3 separate regions of the Homo sapiens genome follow, and regions 1 and 2 are each linked to region 3. The links are chromatin loops, found by intact Hi-C in ENCODE. Cell type or tissue: dorsolateral prefrontal cortex. All regions are shown on one strand. Links, peaks and the distances in the headings refer to the core of each region. The heading gives the core; the rest is flanking DNA. Region 1 holds the start of LINC02811 (long intergenic non-protein coding RNA 2811). Region 2 overlaps MFSD2A (MFSD2 lysolipid transporter A, lysophospholipid). Region 3 holds the start of MYCL (MYCL proto-oncogene, bHLH transcription factor).

Region 1 (9,748 bases), core at 1,022-9,021, 87 kb after region 3:
GCCCTTCAATCACCCAGCGGAGGTGATGCCCGCCCATGCCTGGCCCCTTCAGAACCATTTCCTGTGGACACTCACTTTTTCTTTTCTTTTCTTTTCTTTTCTTTTCCTTTCTTCTCTTCTCTTTTCTTTCTTCCCCCTCCCCTCCCCTCCCCTTCCCTTCTTTTTCTTTCCTTTTCTTTTTTTGAGACAGAGTCTCGTTCTGTCAACCAGGCTGGAGTGTGATGGCACCATCTTGGCTCACTGCAATCTCCACCTCCCAGGTTCAAGGATTCTCCTGCCTCAGCATCCAAGTAGCTGGGATTACAGGTGCACGCCACTATGCCCAGCTATTTTTTGTATTTTTAGTAGAGACAGGGTTTCTCTATGTTGACCAGGCTGGTCTTGAACTCCTGACCTCAGGTGAGGTCCTTGAACTCCTGACCTCACCCGCCTCAGCATCCCAAAGTGCTGGGATTACAGGCATGAGCCACTGCGCCTGGCCTGGACGCTCACTTTTCATAACAGCTCAGGAGTCTTGTAAACTTCATGAAGAGTGGGATCTTGACACTGTCAATGCTGTGGGAAACAAAGTCTCTAGCACCTGAGTTTGGGAGAAACCAGACATGGAGACGATCCGTTTCACATGACCACATGCCAAGCCAGACTGAGCCTCTGCGGAGGCAGCAAGCACTGAGTTGGATTCATCTCTGTATCCTGAGCACATGGCTGGTACTTGGTGATTACTGTATTGAGAGAATGAATGAAAATCACAGTCTAGTGAGGAAAACAGACACATAAACAATTTTAAGACACCCTGAGTGCTGTGACAAGGGACTATAGCAATCACAGAGTGAACAGAAGAGGAAAAGGGCCCAGCGACACTGGGGATCTCCTGCAGTGACACCAGGACTAGCACACTGGTTTCTTTGCTGCCCAGAGCACCATTGGAGTAGATGCCCCTGGGGATGCCTGCCCAGCCTATAGGCTCTCCCTCGGCACCACGGGACTGGTCCCTGGCGGCCCCTCAGCCATGGGCTGTGGGTGCATGACCCAAATTGGGCAATGGGTTCCCTGTCCCACAATCTTGCTGTTGGGATTCAGAGAAGCCAGTGTGCTTCCTCTGGTTACTTGACCTGAGACCTGAGAGCCAGCCATGTTTGGCCATGAGAGAACTGGGGGAAGTCGTGCTGCTCAGAGGTATAAGAGTGAAGCAGATGTGCAGAAAGAGGGTGGATAGGAGACAGTGAGGCCCAGAGACAGAGAGGAGCTTCCGGGCTTCTCATTCTTCAGATCCTGGTTCTCAGGCCTCTTGAGGTCTGGCTGCCCCTACCCTCGGGTTCCATGTGCCATCTCTGAAGACGTGATTAAAAGCTCTCAGCTGGAGCTTGCCTGAGTGAATTTCTGTTCTGTGCCACTGATTCTTGGTTAGCATTGTTCCCACTGATGGTCACCATCACGCTCAAGATCACAGCAGACATTTCCATAGCCCTCACCACGTGCAAGACTGTTCTGAGAGCTTTACATGTAACGACCCATTAAATCCTCGTAATAGTCCCATGAGGTAGGACAACTATCATCCCCATTTTTACATTTTCTTCTTCTTTTGTCCTCGCTTTTCAATAAAGAGATGGAGCTAAAGAGAAGATAAGTAGTAACTTGTTCGTGGACATACAGCTAATAAGTGTATGAGCTCATATTCAGCATTGCAGTTTTATCACATTTTATTGAGCAAAAGTTTGTACATATTTTTTAATTGGAAGAATGCAGTTCTAAATGCCAAGCACCAAGAGGGCCCTGAGTGAGTCCCTTCTCCTGTCTAGGCTCAGGATCCTTGCCAGAAGCATGAGGCCAGGTGGGCTGGGAACCAGCCTGCTCAGCCCGCCCAACACATCCTGCCTCTCACTTTCCCGGGACTGGCAGCGGAAGCGCGGGAAGGAGCTGCTGGGCCGGGTACAGGGCTTGGCGGCAAAGTGGGTTGTGCAGCGGGAGGCCAGAGCCGCGCCCTGGCACCTGGCAGGCAGCCCAGCCCCACCGTTGAGAAAATACCTACAACAAAGGCATCCTCCCACCAACAAAGGCGTCCTCCCACCAACAAAGGCATCCTCCCACCAACAAAGGCGTCTTCCCACCAACAAAGGCGTCCTCCCACCAACAAAGGCGTCCTCCCACCAACAAAGGCGTCCTCCCACCACACTGGCCACCTCTCCTTGTCCCTGCAACTCCTTGGCTGAGGAATCTGACTTCTGGGCCAGGACAGGTTGGGTCCTTACATGGCCTCAGGAGGCTACAGAGAGGCCTTGGGGCCCAGCCTGGAACACCTTCCTGGCTCTCCTGGGTGGACGTCCCAGAGAGTGGTCCTGGTTCACCCCACATTGCATAGACTCCAGGCCAACTGCCACCCGGGCACGGTGCTGCGCTTCCTGAGCCTCCGAACACTGCCATCCTCCTCCATGATGTCCGAGGCAGGTGGCTTCACAGATCTAGGTCCTGGAATCCCCCCAGCCAGGAGCTCCCCCTCAGAGCAGTGGCTTGTCTTATGTGCACTCTGGACACAGGTGTGTCTGTGGTGAACAAGAAATGGCCCTGCAAAGGAATTTGGACATAATCCACAATGGGCGTTTGGGAGAGTCAGTCTGGACTGGGGCCTGGGAGAATGAAAAGTCAGGAGCCCCTGAGACTCCAAGAGTGTTGGCATGGGTCTTGGCGGACATATCTTAAGCAAAGCACTAGAAGCTCCTCTGAGAGGTCCAGCCTCCTGAGGTGGTAGCCCATGGCCAATTCCATCCCTCCTTCTCCTGAGCAACACCTGAGGGCCATGGGTTTGGGGAAAAGACCAGCTTGCTGCAACTCTTTCATTCAAATAGCAACTGGCCCTGGAGCTCCAGGCCAACATCAAGCCTTGCTCCACCCCTGCGCTTTAGGGACTGTTGCCATCAGGGCACTGCCAACCTATGTGGTGCTCATGATGACTCAGAAATAAGAACCTGTTTCCTCTAGGCTGATACAGCCCTGCTCCAGCCCCCAGCAGTGCCAAGTGGAGCAGGGTGTGGACTGGCCTTCAACCCCGCTCACCTCTCCTCTATATGGTCTTGTGCAGACCCATCCTGCACTGTCTTATGCAGGTGCAATGCCTGTTAGGATAATCCCAAACATGACCCTGGGCCCCTGATCCCCAGGCCAAACCCCACCCCCTGACCTGGATATTCCCTGGGCTGACAAAAGGAGTTCGGCCAGGGAAGGCTCCTCTTCACTGGCCCAAACCAGCTTCAGACAGCGGGGCAAGGATGTAGGAGCCTTCTTCCCAGCAGAACCCCCGGCCCTGGAGTGGCCCCAGATGAGGCAGCTCCCATCTGTGTGGGTAGCCCTGAGGCTATCCTGAGGGCAGGATGCTGTGCAGGGGAGGAACGGACCTCCATTATGTGATTCTGGGTGGAAGGTAAACAAACCCTGGTTAGGCAGAGGTGGCACAAGCCCACAGCCTTGGGCTCAGCCTTCTGTCTCCCGAGCTCACTGCTCAGTGCCCAGTCCCAGGAAGCCCACAGGCTCTAGGCCTAGCCTGCCTCAATTTCCATTTGTTCCGCCCCCTCATGCACCTCAGGGCCCAGGGTGGCACCAGTGCCCACCACAGAACCAGGCTCAGAGCACATGTGGCACAAATGCTCATGGGATGAATGACGGACTAAAAGAATCATCCAGGCTGGGTGGGCATGGTGGCTCACGCCTGTAATCCCAGCACTTTGGGAGGCCAAGGCAGGAGGACTTGAGTCCAGGAGTTCAAGACCAGCCTGGGCAACATAGCAAGACCCTATCTCTACAAAAAAATTAAAAATCAGCCAGGTGTGGTGGTGCATGCTTGTAGTCCAGATACTTGGGAAGCTGAGCCCAAGAGGTCAAGTCTGCAGGGAGCCATGATTGCACCACCGCACTCCAGCTTGGGCGACAGAGCAAGACCCTGTCTATAAAAAAGAATCATCCAAAGGAAGAGGGCGCTCCTGAGGCAGGTGTGGGCATGGGCACCGTAGCCCGTAGCCGCAGCTCCTCCACTCCTGGCTTGGGCCTCTAAGCCTCACTTCCTCTCCCGTAGAACACTCATGAGACACACCTGCCTCGTGTGGGCCTGGGCAGCTTGCTGTTACTAATAAAACAGCAGCAACACAGGACAGCTTCACTTCCTGAAACTCCCTCTGTCACGTGCTTTGCATGAATCCTCACACCGTCTCACCAGGGGCGCTCTCCCAGTTTCACCAGTGACTTGGTGACAACCAGCATCGCTCACGAAGCGTCAGCCGTATCCTTTCTGTGTGCAGTGGGGTGTGGGTTGTGTGGAGCCGCGGTGTCTGTGGAATTCACAGGCTGGGGCCGGAATCCATGGCCCCCGTCGCCGCTGCCACCCCCCAGGTGCTGGGGTGACCTGATCCAGGGTTGGGGTCTAAGCTGCTGGGGGGTTGGAGTCTTGGGCTCTGGCCCACGTCCGCCTCTGATTGGTTCTACCACCTGAGCTGGTCACTGTCCCTCCATGGGCCTCAGCTTACCCTATGGTAAAGTGAGAACTAGGGGGTCAGACTCCTTGATCACCAAGATCTCTGACCACAGCCAAGGCTAAGGGAAGCGCAGGAAAACGTGGGTCCCGTTCAAATTCCCGGCCTCTCTCTGCCCCCTGGTGGACACAAACAGCCTAGCATCTCGGGGGAGATGACGGTGGGAACCAAGTGGTTCCCAGGGACTTGAGGACTGGCTTGTGACCTCTGCTAAGACTCTCACCGCTGAGTCACAGTCCCCATCTGTTAGATGGGGGTGACAATAGAACCAACACTATTAGGATGTTTTGAGGATTAAGTGCTGTGACAAATGGGAAACACTTGCTACTGAGCCACGCACATACAAAGTGTCCAATAAATGTTAGTCATCACTCTCACCCCGCCTTCTCCCTAACCTCTATATCCCATCAGTCACCAAGTGCTGCTGCTTCTTGCCCCTCTCGCACCCCCTGCATCCCTAGATGACGTCACATCATCTCCCTCCTGGATTCCTCCAAGGTTCACCACCTTCTCCCCAACCCCTCCAGCCATCCTGTGCCCCCACTCAGGGACCTCAGCTGTCCACTCCACAAGCCCAGACCTGAAAATGCCCCACTGTAGTCAGTTGTCCAAGTGCTTCAGCCCTGTCCTCAGGGACCCTGCCCCACCCCCATTCAGCCTTGGTCACCCTGAGCCTTTCTGTTCCCTGTATTCTGACCACACTCAGCTCCCAGCACCCTCTACTCAGGCCCAGTGCCTGCCTCCCAGGCAAGTCCAATTAAGGGATGCCTGATTAGTCTTTGCTTCCTTCCTCCTCCCCTAGCTCTGCAGGAGCCCAGAACCTCCCTAGGCCTCAGTTTCCTTATCTGCCAAATTGGACTGCAGGAGGATGAAAAGAGAGAATATGCTGAAGTACCTAGCCTAGAGTAGCCACTCCACAGAGGCAGGTGCCTGCAGCTGGGATGGAGGGTTCAGCTCTGTCACAGCATATTAGGAAATCATAACCTGCCATTTAGAAGGTGAGGGGTGAGATATAAAGAGAGCTCCAAGGCCCCACTGCAGACCCAACCCTGGCAGTAGTGTGCTCTGAGCAGTGAGTACAGACGCGACCTCCAGGCACAGCACAGAGCTGAGTTAGCCTCCTCCATGTGATCTCTCTCTCTCCATCCGCTGCAGGACCAGGTGTTCTCCACCTGGCTCAGTGGCTCCAGGGAGCAGGACAGGGACTAAAGTGCTGACAGCCCTGACTGTGATTTAGGAGGAGGGAGGCACACGAAATGAGGCAGACCCCTTCTGAACCTCTGTCAGGGCTGGGGTCAGAGATACAGACTGGAGTCCTAAGGGCCTGTACCCAAAGTCTGGGAGCCAAAGAGGGGGAGCCCTCAGTGGTCCTCCAGTTTATTTGGGGAAACTGAGGTGGGAATTGGGAAAATAAGTTCCTTAGGGTTACACAGAGCCTTCATTAACTCAACACATTTTTTCTTCTACTTAATATTTTGGCCAAGTAATATATTCGCGTCATTCAAGAAATCAACTATTTCTTCAAAGAATTGATATCCCTTAAGAAGTCTCAGCTGGGCACTGTGGCTGACACCTGTAATCCTAATAATTTCGGAGGCCAAGGCGGGAGGATTACTTGAGTCCATGAGTTCAAGACCAGCCTGGGCAATATAGTGAGACCTTGTCTCTAAAAAATGAGCAAAAAATTAGCCAGGTGTGGTGGCATGTGCCTGTAGTCCCAACTACTCAGGAGGCTGAGGTGGAAGGATCGCTGGACCCTGGGAGGTCAAGACTGTAGAGAGCCACAATCGTGTCACCACACTCCAGCCTGGGCAACAGTGAGCCCTTGTCTCAAAATAAACAAAGTCTCCCTGCTACTTCTACTTCTATCTTTATTCCATTGTCCACCTCATCCATCCACTATAAGTCAATTTTATTAGTTTCCTAGGTGTCTATTTCATATAAATAAAGCAAGTATCAAATGTTATTCCACCCTTTTACTCAAAGGAGAGTATACTCTGTTCTGCATCTTGCCTTTTTCATTTAACAATGTATTTTGTAGCTTATGTCAGTCCATAAAGAGCTTTCTTGTTTTGTGTGTGTGTGGAGTTTGTTCGTTTGTCAGCTGCCTAGTATTCCATGGTGAGGATGTTCTGTAGTTAATTTCACCAGTCCCTTCCTTAGTAATAGACATTTGAATTGTTTCCAGACTGACGCTATCACAAACCATCCTGTGATGAATAACCTTATGCACACAGGGCTGATGACTGGGCAGAATATCAGAGCATGCTGCACTAGTTTTTGAGTTTTTTGTTTGTTTTTTTGAAGACGGGTCTCACTCTAAATAAGAGTCTGATCTGCTGACCTAGGAGTTGTGCCATCTCATTGGCTGTGGTAGCTAAAGGAAAGGAGAGACTTTTTTTTTTTTTTTTTGAGACAGTCTCACTCTGTCGCCAGGCTGGAGTGCAGTGGCGTGATCTCGGCTCACTGCAACTTTCGCCTCCCAGGTTCAAGGGATTCTTCTGCCTCAGCCTCCTGAGTAGCGGGGACTACAGGCACGCACCACCATGCTCAGCTAATTTTTTTATTTTTAGTAGAGACGGGGTTTCACCACGTTGGCCTGGATGGTCTCGATCTCTTGACCTCGTGATCCGCCTGCCTCGGCCTCTCAAAGTGCTGGGATTACAGGCGTGAGTCACGGCGCCCAGCCAAAAGGATAGACTTCTAATCATTGTCTCTAGAGCATGGTATCCTGTTGATAAGGAGCATAACTCATAGTATTATAGGGAACCAGGAGTCCATGTATACACTCGCTGGGACTGTCCTCTTCACCCAGGGACCAAGCAAGGGAAACATGATCCAAGAGGCAGTGTCATTGTCAATAATTATAGAAGATTATAGGTGAGCCAGAAAGCAACCCTCTTCCCTAATAAAAAGATATTCCGGTAGGGTGTAGTGGCTCACGCCTGTAATCCCAGCACTGTGGGAAGCTAAGGCGGGCAGATCACTTGAGGTCAGGAGTTCGAGACCAGCCTGGCCAACATGGTGAATCCCTGTCTCTACTATAAATACAAAAAAATTAGCCGGGTGTGGTGGCGCATGCCTGTAATCCCAGCTACTCGGAAGGCTGAGGCAGGAGGCAGGGATGCCTCCAAGTCCCTTGAACCTGGGAGGCAGAGGTTGCAGTGAACCAAGATTTAGCCATTGCACCCAGCCTGGGCAAGAGAGCAAGACTCCATCTCAAAAAAAAAAAAAAGAATTGGTGGGGGCCGGGCGCAGTGGCTCACACCTGTAATCCCAGCACTTTGGGAGGCCGAGGCAGGTGGACCACTTGGGGTCAGGAGTTTGAGACCAGCCTGACCAACAAGGTGAAACCCCGTCTCTACTAAAAATACAAAAATTAGCTGGGCATAATGGCCTGTAGTCCCAGCTACTCGGGAGGCTGAGACAGGAGAATTGCTTGAACCCGGGAGGTGGAGGTTGCGGTGAGCCGAGATCCTGACACTGCACTCCAGCCTGTCCAGCCTGGGCGACAGAGCGAGACTCCATCTAAAAATATATATATATATATATATATATACACACACACACACACACACACACACACACACACATATATATACACACACATATATATACACACATATATATATACACACTATATATATACACACACACATATATATATATACACACACACACACACATATATATATACACACACATATATATATATTCCATGGCCCACTCTCCCCAACATACAAACGTATGCCTCCAAGTCCCTTGGGGTGGTGTTGCGGGTCCATATGGTGGCTGTACAGACAGTGGGTTGCAGCACAGCTGAAGAACTGACCTGGCATCTTTTCAGCAAGCAGTGAACACACGAGTCCCCCTACTCCAGGGATGGGCAGTTGCATGGCAGTCATGCTCAGGTGCCCTGATCTACTTAGTGGCCTATGTGAATAGTTACAGGACCTGCTCACTGTTACAGGATGATAAGCCTTGAAGTTTGGCACACTTAGCAAGGACTGACAGGAACACTCAGCACCCATGGCAGACTACCTTTCCTAACAGAGACATAGAGATTCTGCGAGGTCTAACTCACATATACTTGTATTCCAAGGATACAAGTGGAGGACAGAAATGAGGCAGAAGTGATAAGTTGAAGAGCACGGCCAAGAATTTTCCAAAACAGGTAAAAATCATCAAACCACAGTTAAACAAGAAGACTTTTGGAGGCTGGTGCAGTGGCTCACACCTGTAATCCCAGCACTTTGGGAGGCTGAGGAGGGCGGAACACGAGGTCAGGAGATCGAGACCATACCGGCTAACATGGTGAAACCCCGTCTCTACTAAAAATACAAAAAAATTAGCCGGGCTTGGTGGCGGGCGCCTGTAGTCCCAGCTACTCGGGAGGCTGAGGCAGAAGAATGGTGTGAACCAATGGGAGAAGAATGGGAGAACCAATGACGGGAAGAATGGGAGGCAGAGCTTGCAGTGAGCCGAAATCGCGCCACTGCACTCGAGCCTGGGCAACAGAGTGAGACTCCATCTCAAAAAATAAAAAAATAAATAAATAAATATAAATAAGTTAGCCACCCGTGGTGGACATGCATGTGGTTCCAGTTACTTCAGAGGCTGAGGCAAGAAGATCACTTGAGCCCAGGAGGGAGATGCTGCAGTGAGCCGGTGTTTGAGCCACTGCACTCCATCCTGGTCAATGGAGTGAGACCCTATCTCAAAAAAAAAAAAACAACAACAACAACAACAAAAATTGCTGGGCATGGTGGCTCATGCCTGTAATCCTAGCACTTTGGGAGGCCGAGCCAGTCGGATCACTTGAGTCCAGGAGTTTGAGACCGCCCTGGGCAATATGGTGAAACCCTGTCTCTACTAAAAATATAAAAATTAGCCAGGCGTGGTGGCACGTGCCTATGGTCCCAGCTACTCAGGAGGCTGAGGCACGAGAATCGTTTGAACCCGGGAGGTGGAGGCTGCAGTGAACCAAGGTCTCTCCACTGCACTCCAGCCTGGGCAACAGAGCGAAACTCTATCAAAAAGAAAAAGAAAGAAGAAAGGAAAGAAAGAAGGAAGGAAGGAAGGAAGGAAGGAAAGAAGCCTTATGAATTATAACAGGATTAAAAGAAAAGTATACCTATGCACATCAGAGTAAAATGGCCAAAAACCAAAGACAATTTTTTCTTTTTTGATACAGGGTCTCACTCTGTTGCCCAGGCTGGAGTGCAGTGGTA
Region 2 (9,748 bases), core at 485-8,484, 70 kb before region 3:
GTCACAAATAAATGTTAGCAAGTAGACAAATTCATAAATATGGAATCTGTGAATAATGAAGGTTAACTGTGTTCTGCTCTAGGAGATCCTGGAGGAATCTTTGACTCAGGTTGGAAGCATCAAGAAAGACTCCCAAAGAGATAATACTTTAGCTATGTCCTGAAATACAGGGAGGTCCATGCAGGTGGCCCATGACCAAAAACTAAGTTATGTGGTTTGACAAAGAATTATTTCATTCTTATTCAGAAGCATTTTGTTGTTCTCATAAATGAGGTCACCTCTTTCACTGTATCTTCTAAGTCAACACTGAACAATAGAACTTTCTGCAATGATTGAAATGTTCTGATACAGCATATTCTATAATACAGTAACCAACAGTCACATGTGGTAATGAGACCTTAAAATGTGATTAGCGTGATTGAGGAATTGATTTTTAAATTTATTTGATTTCAATTATGTGGGATATGATGAGGTTTCTCTTCAAATAGCCTGATCAATCCTTTATTCTTTAATTTATAGTACCCCCCTACCCACCCCTTTTTTCTTTTTCTTTTTTTTTCTTCCTTTCTGCTTTTGTTACATGCCCAGACACGCCACAGTACCAGGCGTTATCAGTACCAGCTCACATTCCTTTCCTTATTTGGAAAGAAGACTAGCTCTCTCGCTTATTGCAGATACCCCTCTCCCTTTCCCCTCTCTCCCTTACATGCCCACCTTATGTAAAAAAAGTTCAAATGTTTAGCCAACCAGGATTAGTTTAGAGTGTACGACCCGATCCCAGCCAATGGGAAAAGGGTACAGGGGCAGGACTTGCGTCAGGAATAAAGGCTCTTGTGCTCCATTGTTCAGGTGTGCTCTCATGGCGACTGGCCAAGGAGAAGCACCCCTCTGCGCAGAAGTAAAATTGCTTTGCTAAGAATCCTGTGTTTGAGTGTTCAATTTCCTTAGGATTTTGAACATTATTCCCAACAATTCGTTTTAAATTTAAAATTAAATAGGCAATGTGGTGTGGTTATTACATTGAACAATGCAATTTAGCTTAATGCAGTTTGTATATATGAAGGGGATTGATTTTTGTGTAATAATTTTATACCCTTTTTCCTTACTGAGACTTCTCATCGTTTATAGTAGTTTTTCAGTTGATTCACTTGGGTTCTCTTGGAATACAAACATGTCATTGACAAATAAAGATAATTTTACCAGGCCGGGTGCAGTGGCTTACTCTTGTAATCCCATTTGGGGAGGCTAAAGGCAGGTGGATCCCTTGAGTCCAGGAGTTCAAGGCCAACCTGGGCAACATGGTGAAACCCTATTTTTAAAAAATGTATAAAAACAAAAATAAATAAAATAAAATTAAACATTTTACATATATCTTTCCAATTTTTATTTCTTTTTCTTGTCTAATTACATTATCTAATGCAATTTATATTGCTTGTTTATATTGGCCAATGAAATGTATAGTGGCTGGGCGTGGTGGCTCATACTTGTAATCCCAGCACTTTGGGAGGCCAAGGTGAGCAGATCACCTGAGGTCAGGAGTTCAAGACCAGCCTGACCAACATGGAGAAACCCCGTCTCTATTAAAACTACAAAATTAGCCAGGCATGGTGGCGCATGCCTATAATCCCAGCTACTTGGGAGGCTGAGGCAGGAGACTCGTTTGAACCCAGGAGGTGTAGGTTGCAGTGAGCAGAGATCGCTCGCCACTGCCCTCCAGCCTGGGCAACAAGAGCGAAACTCCATCTCAAAAAAAAAAAAAAGAAATGTTGTATAGTAGTAGTGGTGATAGTTTGTAGGCTTGTCCCTGACAGTGGAATTCCTAAGTGTGATTTCTTCCCTATTTATATGAAAATGTTGCAAACAAGTGGCAAATGAATTTTTTTGGCCTCCAAACTTGCTCATGTTTGCTGTGTTTAGAAGTCCTACTCATTGTTTCCCAAGATAGAAATCTAGGCATTGCCGGGCTCCATGGCTCACACCTGTAATCCCAACATTTTGGGAGGCTGAGGAGGAAGGATCGCTTGAGCCCAGGAGTTCGAGACCAGGCTTCGCCACATAGCAAGACCTTATCTCTACAAAAAATCAAAAAATGAGACAGGAGGATCGCTGAAGCTTGGGAGGTGGAGGCTGCAGTGAGCCATGATCGTGCCACTGCACTCCTGCCTGGGCGACAGTGAGATGTTCTCTTAAAAACGAACAAACAAAAAAGAAATATAGGCCAGGTGCAGTGGTTCATGCCTGTAATCCCAGCACTTTGGGAGGCCAAGGCGGGTGGATTACAAGGTCAAGAGATCAAGACCATCTTGGCCAAGATGGTGAAACCTCGTCTCTACTAAAAATACAAAAATTAGCTGAGCGTAGTGGCACTCGCTTGTAATCCCAGCTACTTGGGAGGCTGAGGCAGGAGAATCACTTGAACCCAGGAGGCGGAGGTTGCAGTGGGCCAAGATTGTGCCACTGCACTCCAGCCTGGCGACAGAGTGAGACTCCAGCTCAGAAAAGAAAAGAAAAGAAGAAAAGAAAAAGAAATATAGACATCACTTTCATACTCTCTCCCCCTCTCCCTCTCCATCTCAATTATATCCAGTCCTACCAGCTGCCAAATCAGTCCTTTTCTATCTCCACTGCCTCCACTCGTCTTGTACTCATCAATACCACTCATCCTTGGAACATTACATGAGAAGCCTCTTCATTCGTCTTCCAGCTTCCCTTCTCACCTTCTTCAATTCTTTCTCCTCAGAGCAGCTGATAGGTCTTTCCAAACTCTTCATCTATCATATGGCTTCCCTGCTTAAAATTCTTCAATGGCCTCCCTCTGCTCTTAGGATAAGGACCAAAATGCTTAACACAACCCACGAAGCCATGTTGTGGACCATCTGCCTCTGCCTTCATCCTCAGCCTCATCTTGCATCCCATTCCCTCAATCTTTGTGCTCCAGGCACACTGGCCTTTCTGTTCCTTGACTCCACCATGATCTCCCTGGCCTCTGGGCTTTAGCACATGCTGTTCCTTCTCCCTGAGATACTCTCTTTTTTTCTTTGAAACAGAATTTCACTCTTGTTGCCCAGGCTGGGGTGCAATGGCACGATCTCGGCTCGCCGCAACCTCCGCCTCCCAGGTTCAAGCAATTCTCCTGCCCAAGTAGCTGGGATTACAAGCATGCACCACCACGCCTGGCTAATTTTGTATTTTTTGTAGGATGGAGTTTCACCATGTTGGTCAGGCTGGTCTCGAACTCCTGACCTCAGGTAATCCACCTGCCTCGGCCTCCCAAAGTGCTGGGATTACAGGCTTGAGCAATTGTGCCTGGCCTCATTCACTACACTCTGGCCACACTGGTCTCCTTTCTGTCCTTCCGATATTCCAAGCTCTTTGGGGCCTTGGGGTCTGCGTTGTCTCCTCTACTTGCAATGCTTTCCCTCTAAGCTCTCTTCACATTTAGCTAATTCTCATCCTTCATGAGGATCACTTTCTTTTTCTTTCTTTTTTTAAATTTTTTTAATTTTTTATCTTTAGTAGAGATGAGGTCTCACTCTATTGCCTAGGCTGGTCTCGAACTCCTGAGCTCAAGTGATCCTTCCACCTCAGCCTCCCAAAGTGCTAGGATTACAGGCATGAGCCACTGTGTCCAGCCAAATGTTACTTTCTCAGGACATTCTTTCCTGAGCACTTGACTTAAAGTAGTTCCGTACCAGTTTCCTCCATCACATCACCTCGCTTCTTTCATGATGCTTATTACGATCTGAAATTATTTATTTGTCATTGATCTCCACTGAGAATGTAAGCTCTATTTTGTTCACCACTTTGTCCTCAGAGCCTAGTTGGTGTGTGGCATATAGTAGACTCATTGTAAATATCTGTTCGGATCAATGGAATCGATATTCCAAAACAATGTCAGATCTGGAATTTCCTCTTTGAAACGTGGAGGTGCTGCTCCTTTCTTCCAGCAGGTGGCGCCAAAGCTGCACCTGGTCCTTACCAGAGGTGTGGATGGGCTGTGAGGTTGGCAAGACAGGGCAGCAGGGCCGAGTGAAGAGGGAGAGACAGGGTTTGTTGTAGTAATGCTGGATCCAAGCATAGAGGAAGTCAATATGGCTCTTCTCCCAAGAATAAGTAGGTATGATCTGTCCAGAAGGGACCTAGAGTAGCCAATGACCCAACAGACATTGCTTCCCCTCTTCACCCGTCCCACCCCGAAAGAAGTCCCCAAGAATTCAACAGGGGATCTTGGAAGAGGAGAGCAATTTTCTGTGAGTGTGAAACTGGAGAGAAGCAAGGGTGTTCAAGTGTAAATCCCCTGGCCGGGCGCGGTGGCTCACGCCTGTAATCCCAGCACTTTGGGAGGCCGAGGCGGGCGGATCACGAGGTCAGGAGATCGAGACCATCCTGGCTAACACGGTGAAACCCCGTCTCTACTAAAAATACAATAAATTAGCCGGGCGCGTGGCGGGCGCCTGTAGTCCCAGCTACTCCGGAGGCGGAGGCAGGAGAATGGCGTGAACCCGGGAGGCGGAGCTTGCAGTGAGCCGAGATGGCGCCACTGCACTCCAGCCTGGGCCACAGAGCGAGACTCCGTCTCAAAAAAAAAAAAAAAAAGAAAAAGAAAGAAAAAATGAAAAGTCTAAATCCCCATAGGAAGTTTGGGGAAATTGTGACCTGGAGAGAGGTGTCACAGTGGGTCAGTGGGAGTTGGGTCTGATGCCCAGCCAAAGCCTGCTCTGGTCACAGCTCCCATTCACTCAGCTCCACGTGCCTGCCGCACCCCACCATGCCTGGCCCTCGGCTCAGTGTGGGAGACCACGATGAAAGAGACGATCCCTCTGAGATGTCCCAAAGGCAGAGGGGTAGGGACTGCTTCAGAGGGGCTTGCTGGAGTCAAGACACATTGGATGGGTGTCTGCCAGGTAGAGCTGCAGCAGGAGCTGCAAGACCAGGGTCACGCAGGTGGCCTGCAAAAAGAGCTGCATCTAGATCTGGGCCTGGGGAGGTCAGTAGGGTACTCAGACAGGAACTCACAGAAGGATTTCTAGGAAACTTTTTGTTTTGTTTGAGACAGGGTGTCCCTCTGTTCCCCAGGCTGGAGTGCAGTGGCACAATCATAGGTCACTGCAGCCTCAGATTCCTGGGCTCAAGAGACCCTCCTGCTTCAGCTGCCTGGGTAGCTGGAACTACAAGGTGCAAGCCACCACACCTGGCTAATTGTTTTTTGTTTTATAGAATCGGGGTCTTATTATGTTGCCCAGGCTGGTCTTGAACTCCTGGCCTCGTAATCCTCACACCTCAGCCTCCCCAGTAGCTGGGATTACAGGCAGAGCCACTACACCCAGTTTACAGAAATGTTTCTAAACAGGAGAGCTACTGAGTTATCTTGGATAGTTTGCAGAAAGAAGGTGAGGAGATCAAATTAAAGTCAAGGAGACAAGACAGGATGCTTGTCTATTCACCCAGGTAAGAGAGCATAATGCCTGAGAAGTAATTGTGGGGCTAAGAAAGAAACAAGCTTGAGTGGTTTGGAAAACTTTAATTTTTTTTTTTTTTTTTTTTCAGGCAGAGTCTTGCTCTGTTGCCCAGGCTGGAGTGCAATGGCATGGTCTCAGCTCTTTGCAACCTCCGCCTCCCAGGTTCAAGCCATTCTCCTGCCCTCAGCCTCCCAAGTAGCTGGGATTACAGGCATGTGCTACCACGCCTGGCTAGTTTTGTTTTTGTTTGTTGGTTTTTGGTTTGTTTCTGTTTTGAGACTGGTTCTCTCTGTCCCCCAGGCTGGAGTGCAATGGCGCGATCTCAGCTCACTGCAACTGCTGCCTCCTGGGTTCAAGCGATTCTCCTGCCTCCGCCTCCTGAGTAGCTGAGATTACAGGCATGCACCACCACACCTGGCTAATTTTTGTATTTTTAGTAGAGACGGGGTTTCACCATGTTGGCCAGGCTGGTCTCGAACTCCTGACCTCAGGTGATCTGCCCGCCTCGGCCTCCCAAAGTGCTGGGATTACAGGCGTGAGCCACTGCGCCCAGCTGAAAACTTTAATTTTTTTTTTTTTTTAAAGACAGGACTTGGTGGTTACTGGTTAGAGTGGAGGGAGAGAGGAGGTATAAGTGGGCTTCTATAAACATTATCTCAGAGTCTCTGAGCAGGCCAGCTCCAGAGGCCATAACAGACTCTAGGCTCCTGCCTTGCCCAGACAGCCTGACATGAGATGGCTGATACAAAGACAGTGTGTGACTTGCCTTGGTGTTGACAAAACCATTGGTTCACCTAACAGCCTTAAGTAGTGGTTAAGAGCCCAGGCACTATAGCCAACCTCGATTCAAGTATCAGCTCTTCCAGTGACTGTCCAATGACCTTGAGCAGGTTACTTAACTTTTCCCTGCGTCAGTTTCCTTATCTCTTAACGTGAGGATGACAATAATACCTTCCTCATAGGGAAGTTCTGACAACTATCTGAAGACTAACTGAATTCATACTTATTACACACATGTAACCATGCCTGTTAGTAACGCTTAATGTAATTTATCAAAGTAACCTGGCAGAACTTCATCAGTAAAAATGGTGGACCTCCCTCCCACCCAAAACGGAGCCCCACACTCAAGGTAAGAACCAAGCCAGAATAGCCTAAGAGCCTCTCTTGTCTGGGCCTCATTTATCTATTTATAAAATCAGGAGATTTGACTAGTAGCTCCTGATCCTGCCAGCTTTGCCTTCTTGTGATTTTGGGGGCTTGGCCTAAGTGTGAGACCCAGTGGTGTGTTAGGCAAGCTCCTACCAGCTTGTAAAAGCCAACTACTAAATGTTTAGGAAATGTTCAAATGAACAACCATGGATAACTTGAAATTGGCTATGGTGGGAGTTATTCATACCATGGAAGTTAGCCAAGTGCTCCCAACTAGGCCTTCCCCACCACCCTGTTCCCTACCGGAGGTGTTTGGTTTTTTTTTGTCACCAGTGCGTCTGTGGTAAAATCCTCCCTCATCTGATACACACATCCAGCAGGTACATTCTCACCTTTCAATACCATCAGTAACAGTTGTGGAGAAAGAACCACCAGTCTCCAGGGACCCCACAGGCCTCCAGCCCCACCAGCCCTGCAGGCTCAGGCATGCACCAGGCAGGAAGCACAGTGTACAGGCACACCCAGAGCAAGCATCTGTCTGCCGGTCCCCTGGTCATTCTCAGACACAAGGAAGTAGACAGTGGCGATTACGGTATTGGAGTCTTACAGAGTTGGGATAAAATTCCAGTTAGGTCACTAAAGGCTGCGTGACTTTAGCTAAATCCCTCTCTACACTAGGGTGTTCTTATCTTTCAAATAAGAACAGTCTTGACTTAGCAAGAGGCCAGGTGTAGTGGTTCACACCTGTAATCCCACTACTTTGGGAGGCTAATGCAGGAGGATTGCTTGAGTCCAGTGAGAAGGATTGGCCTGGGCAACATAGTGAAACCTCCATCTCTACAAAAAAATTTAAAAATCAGCCAGGCGTGGTGGTGCATGCCTGTAGTCCCAGCTACTCGAGAGGGTGAAGCAGAAGGAAGGATTGCCTGAGCCGAGATTGCGCCACTGCACTCCAGCCACAACTCCAGACATGTTCGCCCCCACCCAGTAGCACCTGGGGCTCAGTGTGTTCTCTAACGGAGTCTTAAGGCAGAAGGGCTCAGTGAGTGGCTGAGGACACAGACAGAAACAGGCAGCTGCTTTCCAGCTTTTATGAAAATTAATAACATTAATAGCTCACAGACATATACATACACACACATTGCTATGTACACAGTCATTAAGTTATTAATTAGGCTCTGTAAAAAAAAAGGTTTCTACATTAGTGTTCCGGGCTAGGCCCGATCAGTCCTTGGCATATTCACAGTGGCAGCCCCAGGGCTTGGCCCCACAGGCAGGCAGAGGGGAGGCAGGAGGCCACAGAGCAGCCGGCCCCACAGTGAGCACAGCAAGTGTCCTGGGCCACCTCCTTGAGTCTTCAGTTCCCTTCCTAGCACCTGCAGTCCAGCTGCTCAGCAAGCCGGCAGACAGGTCCTGATCCCTTCTGTGGCCTTCTGCATGGTGGCTTCGGGCAACGTGGCGGGCCCTAGAGGATGCTAGCCAGCTCTGTGGAGTCTGTTTCTGAGCAGCCAGAGCTGCTGGCCTCGTCCCTGCAAGAGAGAGAGGAGATGGGTTGGAGGAAGCATCCATCCTTACCCCTCCTCAGCCCCACCTGCCTCCTTCCTCACGTGATCTTGGCCCTGCTGTCGGACTAAAGTGAACCGCGGGACACAGAGTTTGCTCACTCCCACTTTCAACTGTTGGTTGGTCTGTTTACTGTCCTTGCTGCACACAGGGTACTGCAAACCCTAGATCTACACTCTCGCCTGGGCTGGCTGACGGGCTGGCATGACTCACTCCAGCCTGCCCACTGGTTTCCCCAGATGCAGGGTCAGGCCACACTCGAGGTCCTATATGCCAGGAGGCTGATGAAGAGTGCAGTCTCTGGAGCCGGAATGCTGAGGCTCAAACCCCAGCTCCGCCCCTTTCAGCTGGGCCAGGTACTCTTCCTGCTGAAACCTCAACTTCTTCACCTGCAGAGGGGGAACCCTAAGAACCTGATACTTAGGGTTGTTGGAGGGGTATGGGAGGTGATGGATACACACGTCCTATAACAGGCTCCTTAAGGACAGAGATTTTTGTCTTGTTCACTAGAGCAGTCAATGCCTAGCACATAGTAGGCAGCCAGTATGTATTTGTTGAATAAAGGTAAGACCACTTAACACAGTGCCTGGTGCGTACTTAAGTGTTACAGCTGTCCAGAGAAGATGTGTGGGGGGTGAGTCTGGACTTGGCCACAGGAGACACAAATTGAGGGTTTAGACACAGTGACGTCCCCTCCTCCAGCATCCTGTCCCCTCCCCACTCACCTCAGTGCCTGCAGGGCCTTCTTATTCTGCCGCCGCCTCTCCTCATCAATGGGGTACATTTTGAAGAGCAGCAGGCCCAGCAGGATGAGAACTATGGGAGCCATGGTCACGAGCATGTTCAGTGTAAACTTGACACGTTCCGGCTGCGAGCAGCCACGGGTCTGGTACCCTGCAAAGCTATGGGACCCAGGGGGTAGGAGAACGGTGAAGATGGGGCACCTGGGGCCTGGCCCTGCCCAGTCCTGCCCCAGGTCCCCACCCCACTCACTCCAGACTGAGGGTAGAAATGCCCAGTGACACTCCAGAGGCAAACTTGGTGAAGAAGACATAGAAGGAGAAGAAGATGGGCTCGGTTCCATGGAAGTGGGGCTGCTTCAGATGGAAGTCGTCAATGACATCAGGCAGCATGGACCTGCGCAGAGTAGTGACAGCCATGAGGACTGACCCACCTAACGGGCCTCTGTGTTAATGAGAAGAGGTGGCCCTCTGGAAGCTTGCAGTACCATGGGTACACAGCTCAGTGAGGATATGGGACCTTCACATGAATAAGAAAAGGCCTCTTGCTCTAAGAGGAAGTAACCCTGCCTGGAGGTGCTCAGCGTGGCAAGTGGAGCCCAGGCCAGATTACAGCCCCCATTTTTCACTCTGACTAGGTGTTCTTGCAAAGCTCACTACCTGTACAACTGTACAGGACAGACCTCCCCCACTCCTAACCTGGACCCACAGAATGGCCTGTGGGAGAACACTGCATAGAACTCTCCCTAAGGAGCTTCAAAACTGGGGACTAGGGGCTGGAGATACCCGAGGAGGGGGGCCTGTATATACCTACCAGGGTAGTAAGAAGGCAGCTGC
Region 3 (9,419 bases), core at 1,420-9,419:
CAGGCCACCCACACTTCTGACCAAATGACTACAAATCTGGGGGTTCCCACTACCTACTTAGGTTCAATAATTCCACAGAACACCAAACTCAGGAAAGCACTAAACTTATAGTTACAGTTTTATTATAGCAAAGGCAATACAAATCAGGACCAGGCAAAAGAAGAGACACAAAAGGCAAGGTCTTGGAGGATCCCAAACTTAAAGCTTCCAGTGTCCTTTTCCCGTGAAGTCAGGATGCATCATCCTCTGGCACATTGATGTGTAACAATACACACAGACTATTATTAACCAGAAAAGCTCACCAGAGCTTCAGTGTCCAGAGTTTTTATTGAGGGTTCATTATGTAGGCACGATTAACTGAATCATTGTCCAGATTATTTAACTAAATCTCCAGCCCTCTTCCCCTGCCCAGAGGTCAGATTGATTATCAAGTGGCTCAAAAGCCCAGCACTCTAATCACATGGTTTGTCTTTCTGGCATGGACAGCCCCTATCATGAGTCATCTTAAACTATCTAGGGGTCCCCCATGGGCCACCTTATTAGCATAAGCTATCAGTGCCTGCCATAAATAACAGACACACCTATTACCTGGGAAATTCCAAGGATTTAGAGGTTACCTCCAAGGAACTGGGGAGAAAGGCCAATAAATTCTTTATTCCAACAGACCCACACCAAGGCACATCATTGAAAACATTTAAAATGCCAGGGACAAAGAATATATCCTAAAAGCTACCAGAGAAACAGGTCACATACAAAGGTTTGTAGATAAAATGACATCAGTCTTCTCAATAGCAATACTGGCTGCTAAGAAACAGAAAAAAAGTACTTTTAGAATTCTCAGGGGAAATTATTTTCTAATCTAATATTCTCTAGCCAGCCAAACCATCAACCAAAGGGTATACCAAAGAAAATTTCAGAAACACAAAGTCTCAAAACTTTTACTTCCCAAGTACCTTTTCTCAAAGCAGCTGCTGGAGGATATGCTCCACCAAAGTGAGGAAGTAAAACGAGAAAGAGGAAGAAACAAGCTCCAGAAAACAGGGGATGCGACACAGGAGAGAAGCAGAGGGAATTTCCAAGATGATGGTAAAGGGAAGTCACAGGATGACAATTGTGAAGCAGGCCAAGAGATCAATAAGTTCAGACTAGAACAGGAAGACAAAGGACTCCAACCAAGATGATTCCTAGAAAAAAAATGTAACTGATAGACTGATTACCTAGTGTGTTTGACCATATGGAGTAATCTTTGTAGCTCTAGTGGGAATGTGTAGGGTTAAATTCATAATAGATATGTAGAAATCTAAGCAAAAGAAAAACTGAGGCAATTTAACACTGAAAAAAAATATTGTATAAGAAAGGAATTATAAACTGGGTACAGTGGCTTAGGCCAGCATTTGGGGAGGCCCAGGCAGGAGGATCACTGAGCCCAGGAGTTCAAGACCAGCCTGGGCAACATAGTCAGACCCTGTATCTACAAAAAAAAAAAGAAAAGAAAAGAAAAAAAAATTTTTAATTAGCCAGGTGTGGTGGTGTGCACCTGCAGTCCTAGCTACTAGGGAGGCTGAGGTAAGAGGATCGCTTGAGCCCAGGAGGCTGAGACTACAGTGAGCCAAAATGGTGCCACTGCACTCAAGCCTGGGCAACAGAGTGAGACCTTGTCTTGAAAAAAGAAAAAAAAAGAAAGTAAAGGAAATTTAGGCTGGCTCTGGAAGCTCTACCTATGAGTATGAGTTAGGCTTGCTCTGCAAGGGCAATTTAAAAAAAGAAAAAGAAAAGAAAAAGAAAAAGGGCCGGGCATGGTGGCTCACGCCTGTAATCCCAGAACTTTGGGAGGCTGAGGTGGGTGGATCACCTGAAGTCAGGAGTTTGAGACCAGCCTGGCCAACATAGTGAAACCCCATCTCTACTAAAAATACAAAAATTAGCCAGGCATGGTGGCGCACACCTGTAGTCTCAGCTACTCAGGAGGCTGAGGCAGAAGAATTGCTTGAACTCAGGAGGTAGAGGTTGCAGTAAGCAGAGATCATGCCATTGCACTCTAGCCTGGGCAACAGAGCAAGACTCCATCTCAAAAAAATAAAGAAAAAGAAAGAAATTTAAAAATCAGGAAAAAGTAGATCTCTGTATTGGTCAAAATATGGAAAGAAATATGAGGGACAGTCCTGGCATGGTGGCTGAGGCAGCCAGATCGCAAGGTCAGGAGTTTGAGACCTGCCTGACCAACATGGTGAAACCCTGTCTCTACTAAAAATATAAAAATTAGCCGGGCATGGTGGCACACACCACACACACACACTCAGTGATGTGAGCTGAGATCACATCACTGCATTCCATCCGGGGCGACAGAGTGAGACTTTGTTTCAAAAAACAAAAACAAAAACAAAAAACAAAAAGCTAAAACAATAGCTGCCTTTGGGGAGTGGGAATCAGTTGATGGCAAGACAGAAGATGGCCTTTTTTTTTTAACTTTGCCATATGCCTAATTGATTTTTTAAAAAATTATTACATGTATTTTGATTAAAAACATATTTTAGAAAAAATAAAGGAAATAAAATATTGCAGAAAAATGGAAGGTCCCTGGGGTAGCATTTGTTACCTTGGTAAATTCATCAGCATCCTGGGTCCAGCTTAGAAACCAGAGTTGTTAGCCCTAAAAGCAGCAGCATCTCTACAGAACAGACACACATTAACCAGGTTCATGAGACTGATATTGCAAATCAGATGCCAATTCATTAATTTATAAGAGGAAGCAGGGCTTTGAAGCAGACTGGATCTTCCTGTTCAATGATGAGTGCATTCTCTCCCTGTGGACTGATCTACATAGGAAACAGAATGGTTTTTAGAGGGTTGCTTGGTGATCCAGAGCATGAGTGAGGTAGGGGGTGAATTGAGTGGCTCCAAAGAATGGTACTTCCATCTCCCTTTTTCCTGGACCAGCATCTTTGTCCCCAGAGAAGGGACACTGCTGGTGATTGTCTTGGCAACTCTCCCTGATCTCTGGCTTCCTTGGCTGCCCAGACCCTCCTAACTGGCACCCTCTTTCTTTAGCTGCATTAATACTTTTAACCAGGTTGTAGTCTAGACTGGGCCTGAGAGTTCTTCTGTCTCTATAAGGTATAGTTTGGCTCTGCGTCTGCAACCAAATCTCATCTCGAATTGTAATCCCCATGTGTCCAGAGAGAAACCTGGTAGGAGGTGATGGATCATGGGGGCAGTTTCCCCCATACTGTTCTTGTGATAGTGAGTGAATTCTCACGAGACTCGATGGTTTTATAAATGGCAGTTTTTCCTGCACTCACACCCTTTCCTGCTGCTTTGTGAAGAAGATGCTTGCTTCTCCTTCCCCTTCTGCCATAATTGTAAGTTTCCTGAGGCCTCCCAAGCCATGCGGAACTATGAGTCAATTAAACCTCTTTTGTTTATAAATTACTCAATCTCAGGTGTTTCTTTACAGCAGTGTCAAAACAAACTAATACAATTGGCATATCTCTACTTTAAAGCATTAGAGGTGAGATGTGGTGGCTCACATATGTAATCCCCGCACTTTGAGAGGCCAAGGTGAGAGGATCACTTGGGCCCAGGAGTTTGAGACCAGCCTGGGCAGCATAGGGAGACCCCATCTCTACAAAAAATTAGCCAAGTGTGGTGGTGCATGCCTCCTATGGTCCCAGCTACTCAGGAGGCTGACGTAGCAGGATCCCTGGAGCCCAGGAAGTCAAGGCTGCAGTGAGCCATGATTGCACCACCGCACTCCAGTCTGGGCAACAGAATGAGACCCTGTCTCAAAAAAACACAACAAAAAAATTCGGAGGCCAAGACAGGTGGATCACTTGAGGTCAGGAGTTCAAGACCAGCCTGGCCAACATGGTGAAACCCCATCTCTAGTAAAAATACAAAAAATTAGGGGGAGGGGGGAGGGATAGCATTATGAGAAATACCTAAAGTAAATGACGAGTTAATGGGTACACCAACATGGCACATGTATACATATGTAACAAACCTGCACATTGTGCACATGTACCCTAGAACTTAAAGTATAATAATAATAAAAAAAAAGGGACAGAAGCAGTATGATCTTTAAAAAAAAAAAATTAGCTAGGCGTGGTGACAGGTGCCTGTAATCCCAGCTACTCGGGAGGCTGAGGCAGGAGAATCACTTGAACCGGGGAGGCGGAGGTTACAGTGAGCCGAGATTGCGCCACTGCACTCTAGCCTGGGCAACAGAGTGAGACTTGTCTTAAAGGAAAAAAAAAAAAAACGCAAAAACTAAAACATTAGAGTTTTGTGTTCAGTCATATACTCAGCACCCATGATGTGCCAGGCTTTGTTCTAAAGCCCTGGGGTACAGCCATGAATAAGGCTGACATTTGTCTGCCCTCATTCAGTTTACAGTCTGACGAGGAAGACATTAAACAAACAAAAGTATGCAAAGTGAAGAAGCAGTGTTAACTCTCAGAAGACAACTTAATTTCCTTTTTCCTACTTCTTGAGGAGGGGCAGCACCTCCTGGTTGCCCCCATATATCATCTACAATGAAACCATGGGAAGAGCTGCAGGGTGGGGGCTGTAGTCTAGGTAAAGAAGGCCCATTCTCCAAACATAAATTTCCAGCCTCCCTTGAGGTCTATACCACCAATTATTCCAATAAAGTCATTTTCTGCTTACATTTGTCTAAGGTTGGTTTTTTGTTTGTTTGTTTTGTTTTGTTTTTTTGTTTTGAGACAGAGTCTCGCTCTGTCGCCCAGGCTGGAGTGCAATGGCGCAATCTCGGCTCACTGTGAGCTCCGCCTCCCGGGTTCACGCCATTCTCCTGCCTCAGCCTCCTGAGTAGCTGGGACTACAGGTGCCCACCACGACACCCGGCTAATTTTCTTGTATTTTTAGTAGAGATGGGGTTTCACCGTGTTAGCCAGGATGGTCTCGATCTCCTGACCTTGTGATCTGCCCGCCTCAGCCTCCCAAAGTGCTGGGATTACAGGCGTGAGCCACTGTGCCCTGCCTAAGGTTGGTTTTTGTTATTTGTAACCAATAACCCAGACTAGTACAGCAACCATCTCAGACATCTGTGGACCAGAGAAAAGTCACTAAAGGACAATCCAATGCCTGTGCCTTGGGGCTGCAACCAAACCTGGAACCCTTCTGATTTGTGTCTTCCGTTTAGCACAAAGCAGGGCACACAAGCTGTCTCAGTGAAATCTGGTTAGCTGAGTCCCTCAGTAAGTCAGTTAGTTCACAAATGTCTGCCAGAAGCTGTTCTAGGTGCAGAAATCACAAAGCAAGTAGGAGCAGGTTTCTGCCTTCAAGATGTCCCACATGCAGCACAGACCCAACGTATCTAAAACGGAAGGCTGTCATTTTCCCTGCCTTCCCAACCCATATAACAACACACATCCGTGTCCCATGCTCCAACCACACTGAATTGCTTGCCCTTCTCACTTCCGTCTGCCAACAGTGAGTAGTTTGGTGTTCTTAGACCACAGGGGTGGGAGGGAAAGAGAGAGACAGCAGACAATCAGGCTGGGGTAGACAGACACCAGACCTTGATGCCAGGTGGAGGAATCTAGATGTATTGGCTGCTGTCCCAAGTTACTCTCCTCTGGCCTAAATCTCAGACTGGCCGTATAGTTTAATTTTTTCTCTTCCACCAAAGGTCATCTGTGTAGAAGATGACACAAAGGGGGACCCAGCACGGTGACCCGTGCCTGTAATCCCTGCACTTTCGGAGGCTAAGGAGGGAGGATCATTTGAGCCCAGGAGTTCGAGGCTGCAGCGAGTCATGATCGAGCCACTGCACTCCAGCCTTGACGCTGAGTGAGACCCTGTCTCTTAACAAAATATATTTAAAATTTAAAAAGAAGATTATACAAAGGGGTTATCTATCATCTTGGCCAGCAATGCAGGGCAAAACTTGAAACAACTTGGTCCTGCAGTATTTTCCAGATGCCAAATCCTCATTCTCTACTGTACAGCTCCTACAGTGTTTTGTGTGAGATGAGAGGGAGCATGGCGGGTCTCAGCTGGCTTTGCCCTGGGAAAAATTCCTCATTTCTGCACCGCCTCCCCAAAGCGGGGGCTAAGCCAGCGCCGTCTGCCTCTCCACCTAGACCAGACCCCTTCCCTAGATGCTCTTATTTCCCTGAAGCCTCACAACAACCCTGTGAGGTAAGCATTACCATCCCTTCATTTTACAGATGAAACTGAAGCTCAGGAAGGTTACGTTTCGGGCTCTAAATCCCGGAATCTTCGCTTCGATGCCATCCAGGCTTGGGCCACTGAGCTCAAGAAACGGGCCGACGGGTGACCAGACGGACGCCGGGACCAGCCCAAGTTCAGGGCTGAGGGCCGCCAGGTGGCGCGTTTCCCTCCCCCTACCCCTCGCGGCGGCTCGGGCGCACCTGAACCCAGCGGGGTGCGCCGGGGAAAGTAGGCGCGCAGGGTGGGGCGGGGAGTAGCCCTAATTCCCCAGCTCGGAGTGGGCAAGGAGCACGGTTTAGCTCAGCCGGCTGGCACCGCCAAGCGGCCGCCGGGCCGCATCAGCCCTCCTCCTGTTTGCGCTCCCCAGCGTGCAATTTATTTGGGGGGCTACCGGGGATTGAACGGAGCGGGCGAGCGCTGCCAGGAGGTGGGGCCGGCCCCACCTGTCGACTGCCCGTAGTAGGCAGGGAGAGGGCGGGGTTTGTCCCATAGGGCCCGCCCCCCAGTCCCTGGGTCCCGGGCGCGCGACGAGATATAAGGCAGTCAGGAAACAATGCGCCTGCAGCTCGCGCTCCCGCGCCGATCCCGAGAGCGTCCGGGCCGCCGTGCGCGAGCGAGGGAGGGCGCGCGCGCGGGGGGGGCGCGCTTGTGAGTGCGGGCCGCGCTCTCGGCGGCGCGCATGTGCGTGTGTGCTGGCTGCCGGGCTGCCCCGAGCCGGCGGGGAGCCGGTCCGCTCCAGGTGGCGGGCGGCTGGAGCGAGGTGAGGCTGCGGGTGGCCAGGGCACGGGCGCGGGTCCCGCGGTGCGGGCTGGCTGCAGGCTGCCTTCTGGGCACGGCGCGCCCCCGCCCGGCCCCGCCGGGCCCTGGGAGCTGCGCTCCGGGCGGCGCTGGCAAAGTTTGCTTTGAACTCGCTGCCCACAGTCGGGTCCGCGCGCTGCGATTGGCTTCCCCTACCACTCTGACCCGGGGCCCGGCTTCCCGGGACGCGAGGACTGGGCGCAGGCTGCAAGCTGGTGGGGTTGGGGAGGAACGAGAGCCCGGCAGCCGACTGTGCCGAGGGACCCGGGGACACCTCCTTCGCCCGGCCGGCACCCGGTCAGCACGTCCCCCCTTCCCTCCCGCAGGGAGCGGACATGGACTACGACTCGTACCAGCACTATTTCTACGACTATGACTGCGGGGAGGATTTCTACCGCTCCACGGCGCCCAGCGAGGACATCTGGAAGAAATTCGAGCTGGTGCCATCGCCCCCCACGTCGCCGCCCTGGGGCTTGGGTCCCGGCGCAGGGGACCCGGCCCCCGGGATTGGTCCCCCGGAGCCGTGGCCCGGAGGGTGCACCGGAGACGAAGCGGAATCCCGGGGCCACTCGAAAGGCTGGGGCAGGAACTACGCCTCCATCATACGCCGTGACTGCATGTGGAGCGGCTTCTCGGCCCGGGAACGGCTGGAGAGAGCTGTGAGCGACCGGCTCGCTCCTGGCGCGCCCCGGGGGAACCCGCCCAAGGCGTCCGCCGCCCCGGACTGCACTCCCAGCCTCGAAGCCGGCAACCCGGCGCCCGCCGCCCCCTGTCCGCTGGGCGAACCCAAGACCCAGGCCTGCTCCGGGTCCGAGAGCCCAAGCGACTCGGGTAAGGACCTCCCCGAGCCATCCAAGAGGGGGCCACCCCATGGGTGGCCAAAGCTCTGCCCCTGCCTGAGGTCAGGCATTGGCTCTTCTCAAGCTCTTGGGCCATCTCCGCCTCTCTTTGGCTGAAGCTGCCCGTGTAGTCCCCAACCGTGTCTGTCTGGCACGTGGGTGTGTTGGTAAACAGTTTGGAAAAGTGGCGTGGGAGCCAGCCTCCCTTTGATGATTATTGGAGCCCCAGGGGACAAGGGATTTGAGGTGAGGGTTGGCGCTTAGAGAGGACAATACTGGGGTTGGACTGTAAGGGATTGAAGGGGGTACCTTAAGAGACACTCCAAACCTGAAGTTTTTTTGCTGCTGCCTCTTTCCCTAGGAAACTCACACTCCCCTAGGGGGAGAAGAAGCCGAGAGCCTTTTGTGCAAAGCCAAAACCTTCGTCCTTTTAAAAACCTAGGTCTCCAGTTGGCTTTACTTTAAAATGCCAATAATAAATGCCCTCTTCTCGTGCCTCCCCACCACCACTTACCACTCGTGCATCCCTGAGACAGGGAGGGAAGAATGAACACTCCCCATTAACAGATGGAAAAACTGAGGCTTAGAGATAGACAATCACTACAAGTCAGCTCCAGCTTTCTGCCATCTAGCCAGCCCCTCTTCCCCAATGCTCCATCCCAACCAGGCACCTCTTCCTTGATGTTTGGGGTCTTTGTGGTAGCTTATCTTAGAAGCACTACACCTTGCCTTGCTGTTTGTCCTGAGATGGAAAAGTGTCCTTCTTGCTCCCCCTCAATAGATCTCCAGCGTCAGCTGCTCCCTGGCATTCAACAAATATTCACTGGCCCCTACTTTGTGGCAATCTGTGGGCTACATGCTGGGGTCAAGGCAGTAGAACTCCAGGCCCTCCTCTCCCATCCTTGATGCAAGTGCAACCTCGCTGAGGGCAGACTGGGGCATCCTGTGCCACTAAACTACATTGTTCTTATTCTGGCATCTTAGACCTCCACACCCGTGAGAAATCCTGGAGAGGGTATTTTTGTAGAGTGTAGACTGTGGCTAGTGACAAATAAATTAGGACCAAGAAAGCTCACTGTAGCTTTTAGGAATAACTTTTACACGACCATTTGATAGGGAACTGGGGAATGGGGTATGGAAGTTTTCCTACACTTGAGAGAAAAAATAGGATAACAAAAATTAAAAGTCTTTTTTTTCCTGGTCCACTGTGTTAAGGTCATTTTTAACCAGCTTGCTTTCTACACCAAGAGTTTATGTTTGTTTAATGGCTGGAAAGAGAATCTTGAGATCAAAAAACCAATAAAGATGTATCTCTACAACGGCTGGTGGAGTGGTAGAGTGGAAAGAGCATTGCTTTGGAAGTTGGACATTTTAGTTTGAGATCCAGAACGTTACAAAGGTGATATGTGGACTTCGCTGATCTGGGCCTCAGTTTCCCCATTTGCACACGATGGGGTTGGACTTGATTGTCCTGCTGATGACATTTCCTTGTCTGGATAGAGTAAGACACTACTCTCTGAAAGGGAGAATGGTGTCTTAAATTATTTCTTTCTTAGATAGAATCTTCCTGAGCCACGAGGCTTAACA

The links. A loop is a pair of places that touch in the nucleus more often than their neighbours do. Peaks named below come from ENCODE experiments on the same cell type or tissue, not always from the same donor. Only the 100,000 strongest peaks of a DNase experiment are listed, where the experiment ranks them.
Region 1: it touches region 3 in a loop (6-fold over the local background); 96 of 110 quality-filtered maps call a loop at or near these places.
Region 2: it touches region 3 in a loop (3.0-fold over the local background); 70 of 110 quality-filtered maps call a loop at or near these places.

Annotation. Positions count from the first base shown.
Region 1 is chr1:39,811,878-39,821,625 of GRCh38, reverse strand. It overlaps LINC02811 (long intergenic non-protein coding RNA 2811), which reads left to right and starts at 4,166. Exons shown (of 4, transcript NR_186710.1): 1 at 4,166-4,377; 2 at 8,620-8,691. RefSeq lists enhancers at 3,870-4,039, 3,888-4,883. In dorsolateral prefrontal cortex, for the core only: a CTCF peak has its summit at 4,613 (motif pointing left); DNase peaks (open chromatin) are centred at 4,065 and 4,615.
Region 2 is chr1:39,967,894-39,977,641 of GRCh38, reverse strand. MFSD2A (MFSD2 lysolipid transporter A, lysophospholipid) reads right to left here. Exons shown (of 14, transcript NM_032793.5): 11 at 9,726-9,748; 12 at 9,165-9,308; 13 at 8,897-9,073; 14 at 7,686-8,137. The coding sequence ends at 8,074. Among named protein-coding and RNA genes, the nearest start is that of MFSD2A, 18 kb to the right of the region's middle. In dorsolateral prefrontal cortex, for the core only: CTCF peaks have their summits at 3,735 and 3,948 (motif pointing right); a DNase peak (open chromatin) is centred at 3,971; H3K4me3 peaks cover 516 bases.
Region 3 is chr1:39,899,344-39,908,762 of GRCh38, reverse strand. It overlaps MYCL (MYCL proto-oncogene, bHLH transcription factor), which reads left to right and starts at 6,846. Exons shown (of 2, transcript NM_001033081.3): 1 at 6,846-7,824. The coding sequence starts at 7,329. RefSeq lists silencers at 6,273-6,482, 6,743-7,062, 7,473-7,592. In dorsolateral prefrontal cortex, for the core only: a CTCF peak has its summit at 6,365 (motif pointing right); DNase peaks (open chromatin) are centred at 6,352, 6,742, 7,150 and 7,656; H3K4me3 peaks cover 2,666 bases; H3K27ac peaks cover 1,515 bases.